Linked DNA regions of Homo sapiens: region 1 is linked to region 2. Evidence: chromatin loops called from intact Hi-C (ENCODE). Cell type or tissue: GM12878. All regions are shown on one strand. Links, peaks and the distances in the headings refer to the core of each region. The heading gives the core; the rest is flanking DNA.

Region 1 (2,934 bases), core at 171-2,670, 1.4 Mb before region 2:
ATTTCCATTAAATTTAAGACAACTTGACATTTTTATTTAATGTATATTCCCTTCCAAAGAATGATAACATTGTTTTGAGTTTTATACGTCCTTAAAAGCAAGTGGAAGCTGATACGCTAAGATTTCACATATATATTATAATATACATGATACCTTATAAATGTGATTCTGTTATTTATCTCTTTTTAAACTTATTAAGCAAAAGCATCACAGAAAGTATTTGGTTCATTCTAAATTTATCACAGTTATCTGAAAAATAGTCATCTAAGGCATGAGAAATGAGGCAGGTGAACTCTCACATAAGAACATTTTGATGACAGATTGTATTGAGCCACTCGCTAAAGAGTACCATACTTAATCATGTATCTTGGCCTTCTAAACGTTTGCTGTTTATTTCTCCATATCAAATGTTCCATCTGCATGCAAAGATGATATTATTTCATAACCAGTAGTTTTGCAAACTCCACATGGCAACCTCTAGCATCAAATTTTATCTTCTATAGTTTATCTATGGACAATAAAATTCTAAACCAGGATTGTGTTGTAAGCTCAGCAAATATTGAAAAAAGAATCTAAGCTGGCTTTTACGTAATTCTTTTAGTTATGTAATACAGAAATGGGTGAATGTTTATTTTGGTCAATACAGTAAGCAGGTGTGGCTTGAAGATAGGCCAGGATGAGCTAAATTAAGTCAAAGTGGAATTTTTACATAATTGCTTTTCTGACCACCATGAAAATTTATATTGCATATTATGAGATTAAAGGTCTTGCACAAAGTGAAGATTTAGAATCTTATTTTCTAAGTAAAGTGTACACATTTTTTAGTTTTGTTCTTTATTTCACCACTCTGGCAGGATGAATCTTGAAATATTGTTTATAATTTGTTTAGATTTTCTTTTACAATCAACCTTAAAGATTTTTTTACAGCACTCCTCAAGATTCTACTCCTTGTACTACCAAGGATCTAAATTTCCCATATATTTAACATGAATGCATGTAAATCATATGAAAACATTGGGAACTCTGGTTTAGAAAGCCTAAGAAGGCCACATCTGGCAAATAGTATGTTTTTAAATAAGTGTTTGCTTCATTTTTCTATAAGAATAATTGTGCTAAATTCAGAATTAAACTCCTCTTCCAAAGGATCACATACATCACATATTTATATCATACATATCATACATCACATATTTATGGGCCAAAGACACAGTGTTAAGTGCTGGGGCTATCCAAAGATGTAAAGGCAAAACTCTTGCCCAGGAATTTTTCTTCTACAAGGTAAGCAGGGATTCACAAGGACAATCAGCTGGGAGAAATACCATGGGGCAAATAGACCAGGATTCAGTGCAGGCTTCATGGGGACACAATTCCCAAATTAAAGGATATAAGAATCTTCAGTCTAGCCAAGATAAATAAGAGAATTATGCACCCAGAGAAGAGACCATAAGAGAATACGGTGCATTTGAATAACCGCAAGTTGGACGGTGGACAGAGACCAGAATGTGAAGGCCTCACCTGTTTCGTATGTTAAAATAAGAGCGTTTATATTTATTTCAGTTAAAACCTGGATTATTTCTCTATTTACATGGTGGAAAGCGACTTGCCAAGCTTTTGCTGGCTGTTCCCAACTTCACCATTTTCTTTGTAGATGCAGAGTCTACCAAGTGTAAATGCTGCCAAGTCACGTGTGAGAAGGCAACCACTAGGTGGCAGAACTGTACCATATTCTGTGGTCGGGACCAAAAAGCTGATCTCTTGATACCATCATCCTCTTACTCAGAGCAGGTTGGCTTCAGAATGGTGGTAGAAATCTAGGATTGTTCCGAAGCTTTGTTGAAGAATAACCAGCAAATTAAAGGGAGGTCTTATGACTGCAGACCACCTGAACTCCAGCTCTGCAGTGTTTCACTCATCCCATGGACTTTTGTTATTGGATGAATGCAGCATGGAGATATATCTTAAATTATTTCTTTGATTGAAAACGTAATCAAGGCTCATATATGAACAAACATGCACCATATTTCAATATAATTACCTCATAACTAAGCGCAGTGCAAAAAAAACCAAAATGTCAATCTTTTTTTTTTTTTTTTTTTTTTGGAAAATTGTCCTCCTGTCAACGTAGAATAAATCCATTACCATATGGCCCACCAATGCAGCAGAAAACATGGGGTCTAATGGTGTTCTGTTGGCAAACTCTTGTAATTGATTTATTTTTCTAAGCTACCAACTGGCTTGTTACTGTGTGTGTTTTAGTTATACTCTCAGTAGACACATTTGACTGCTTTTTGTTGTTGTTTCTATTTTTAAAAGCCTGCAATCAAAGTTCCAGAATTCTACAGTATTTCCAGATCTGCAATTTAGAATGGAAAAGTGTTGTGAACAGGTTGATAACACTAAATACATCAAAGTTTCTCTTCAATATAATGTAAATGTATGTTTAAATTTATGCAGCCTCTATGTTTAGTCACAAAAGATCTGCATATTTTGATACTCTTTTAGATAATAGTACATTGATTAAATTAATTCATTATATCTGTTAATCAAATTATTAATTTGATTAATTGGGTCTAAGCATGTTCCCTTGGTGATATAATCATTATCTTAGCCTGGTTTTATATTAACTTCTCAATGTGAAGTAATTAATACCCTGAAGAGATAATATCCTCTTGCCCTAGGTAATATTCAAAATTGTTTTAGATCTAAAATATAGAAAATGTAGGACTCTTTTACAGGCATTTCCAGCATAGGAAGAGGATTAAGGGAATGACATTTTATTTTGTATGTCTGTATTGGATAAAGGTAAGAGACATTCAAGTATTTCTAAGTAAGGAATAAACTTACATGTTAATATTTTAAATTTAGATTTTAGTTTTTGGCCATAAAATCTGTAAAAACTGTATTTTAATTAGACTTTTATATATGGAGAGACTC
Region 2 (2,934 bases), core at 290-2,789:
ACTTAAAGAGATTTTAAACATGCCAGTTACTGTCAAAATTTATTTATTTTTACAGTTGTGGTTAAAGAAGGAGGATTTTCTTTTTGGTTGTACTGAGTTAAACTGTTATATCTATGCTCTCTTTAGATAAGCAGAAACCACATAATATAAATTTATTAGTATGAGACTAATAATGTTGAGGTATTTTTAAATATTTTTATTGATCAACCCTATCCAATTGATTTTGTGTTAGTATAGTGACAATCATTTCTACTAACATGTTTGCAGGCTTTATCTAGAAATCCGTGGTAGCTAAGGACATCAGCTATTTCCAAATAACTAGCTACTTATGTATTCTCTTTGAAATCACTGTGACCAAATTTGAAAATGTCTGAAATCATGCATAGATAGGTAGCCTTTTACTTCATTGCTTCTTCAGTCATTTTTACAACATCTTGTTTCTTATTAGCACTCAATGCTATTAGTGTGCTTTTCTACATTATGTTTTATATTTAGAATACTGATGTTGAATTTAGGAGCATCATATATGTGATGTGAAAATCTGTTATACAAATACACTTTACCATTAATAACACTACACATTAAATCATTGAAATTATATTTCACAGCGTATCAGATAAACTATGCCTGTAAAATTTGAGAATGTAAGAACTGGAGTGAATGATAAAGACCACGTAATTCACCCTCATTTTACAGGGAAGGGAATGAATACCCAGAATAATTAAATAACTTTCCCAATATCATATTGCCAAAAACAGTGGAATGAAGAGGGATGTTGAATTTTCTGATCAGTCTTCTCTCTCTATTCGTTAATATTCTGTAATATGCACTTATTTCCTAATATTTATCTGATTGATATACTGCCGAATGTCCCACCTAAAATTAGCTGCATTGAATTTTACATTATTTCCTGGCATTCTTTCTTATTTGTTTTCTAAAAGCAGCCCAATTTCAGTAATTTTTGTTTATATAAAGTTATGATTCTATCTCTCTAAATATCCAGAATATTTTGATCAAACTCATTACTGAACACTTCTTATGATCCAGACACTCTGATAAGCCCGTATACGTTATCTCACTACATTCTTAAAATAAACACACAGAGTAGGTATTATTATCCCAATTTTATAGATAAGAAACAAGCCCAGCGAAGGTAAACATATGTTCATGCTCTCACAGTTTATGAATTGTTATGACTGGAATGAAACTTACTCTACTTAACTCCAAATCAAAAGCCATTAACCTACCTTTTGTTCTACCTTCAAAGGGATAACAAATGAGCAACCAAACAGAACTTTATGCTATTTTTCCAGAGATTTGTCTATTCTCTGCACAAGTAATAATGAATTTTGAAACTTTACTACACTTACCATTTCTCTTACTGCAATTCAGAGGAACACATCTTACTTTAATAAAAGTATTGCTGAATACTTTGCTTTCTATGAAATTGTTAGAACCTTTACTAAAAGCCATATTACACTTAAGTTAAAGCTTTAACGTAGGTTATTTTTTAAAAAATTGTTTTTACATTTTCTGCATCTGTATTGCTATTAAGATTGAATTCTAAGTTGTTCTCCCAGTGGTGAGACTTCTGTTGACATTATCACTCAGTTAAATAAACACTACAACTTTCAGTGTGTCAAGCTTACTTTAAGTTTTTGGTTTTGACAGAATGCTGTACTTCTTTGACAAAAAGTCAAACCTAAACTCCTAGCTTAACCATGACATCACTGCTCTGCAATGTTAATAAGCCTAGAAAAGCAAGAATGCAAAAGGATATATTATAGAATTCCTTCACTTCAAATGATTCTTCTGCCCTCTGGTGTCCAAATAGAATATTTGAACAAGCCATATTTTGTTCAGGTGGATTTTTTCAATCATTATTGCCCTGCCAGGTTTTGGTAATAAGAAGTTCCAAGTGAAATAAAATATTAAAAAGTCCATAATACAGTGAATCAATCATACAGGTCAGATATAGAAACCAAATTGAATCCAGCCCAAAATAACAGACTGCTAGAAAACCCAGAATCTAAGAAAGATTTGTAAAGGCAGAAAATTTCCAACTTGATAGTTGGTTTTTTATAACTGATGTACTCTGCAGTTTTATTCTGTGTAGCCAAGGGATTTTTAAGATTTATGCATAAGTGTAAAGTATTAGTAAATATTTCCTCAAAAGTGAGTTTCAGTTTTAAACCATTCCCTTATCAAAAAGGTGAGGAGAAAATACTTGTTTTTGAAGTTCAAATATAAAATGCATGTTTTACTTTGCTTGAATCATTTTGCCACCATTTTTAAATAACTACTAAATGTCTGATTTTGTAAAAATAATGATTCCTTTTTAAATTCCATTTGCTCCCAAATTGTTACCGCGTTAAATGTTAGTTGTTTTAGTTTTACTTTTACAGATGAAAGCTTACACGTGGATTTCCCAACTAAGTCTCCATTTTTTGGTGGGAAATAAAAGGAGGTAGTTATAGGTACTTTTTAAATATTTCATAAATTCATTTTACTATGTGGACACTGATGAACATAAATGCATGATAATTTTTATTAATAGCTCAAACACCAGAAAAGCCTGTTCTTTTTACTTTTTTTTATCTAGGTAGTTTCAAAAAAAAAAAATAGGTGGTGAAAAATGGTGATTCTAAGGATTCCTGAAAATTTTTTGGTTCAAAAATTTGAAACAAAGCCATATTTAAGGAACATCATAACATGGTAAGAAGCATCCTGGGTAGAGTACCTAGAGACTGGACTTCTCACGCCAGCATTGCCTCTTCCACTGTCCAACACTAGAGACATTAAATAAATGCTCATTTTCAGCTCAAAATCTTTTTTTTTATTCAGGGGTGGAGGTTGTGGTTAGTTTTCTTTTGTTTAATCTTTTTTTGATACCAACTTTAAATACAGTTTTATTTAAGACATTGCATTTTCCAC

The links. Peaks named below come from ENCODE experiments on the same cell type or tissue, not always from the same donor. Only the 100,000 strongest peaks of a DNase experiment are listed, where the experiment ranks them.
Region 1: it touches region 2 in a loop (21-fold over the local background); 13 of 110 quality-filtered maps call a loop at or near these places.

What each region holds. Positions count from the first base shown.
Region 1 is chr7:86,468,649-86,471,582 of GRCh38, reverse strand. No RefSeq gene overlaps it. Among named protein-coding and RNA genes, the nearest start is that of GRM3, 170 kb to the left of the region's middle. In GM12878, for the core only: a CTCF peak has its summit at 1,706 (motif pointing right); a DNase peak (open chromatin) is centred at 1,732.
Region 2 is chr7:85,029,888-85,032,821 of GRCh38, reverse strand. All of the region lies in intron 12 of SEMA3D (semaphorin 3D), which reads left to right. It also overlaps the pseudogene HSPA8P16. Among named protein-coding and RNA genes, the nearest start is that of SEMA3D, 160 kb to the left of the region's middle. In GM12878, for the core only: a CTCF peak has its summit at 1,819 (motif pointing left); no DNase peak of the experiment used is centred there.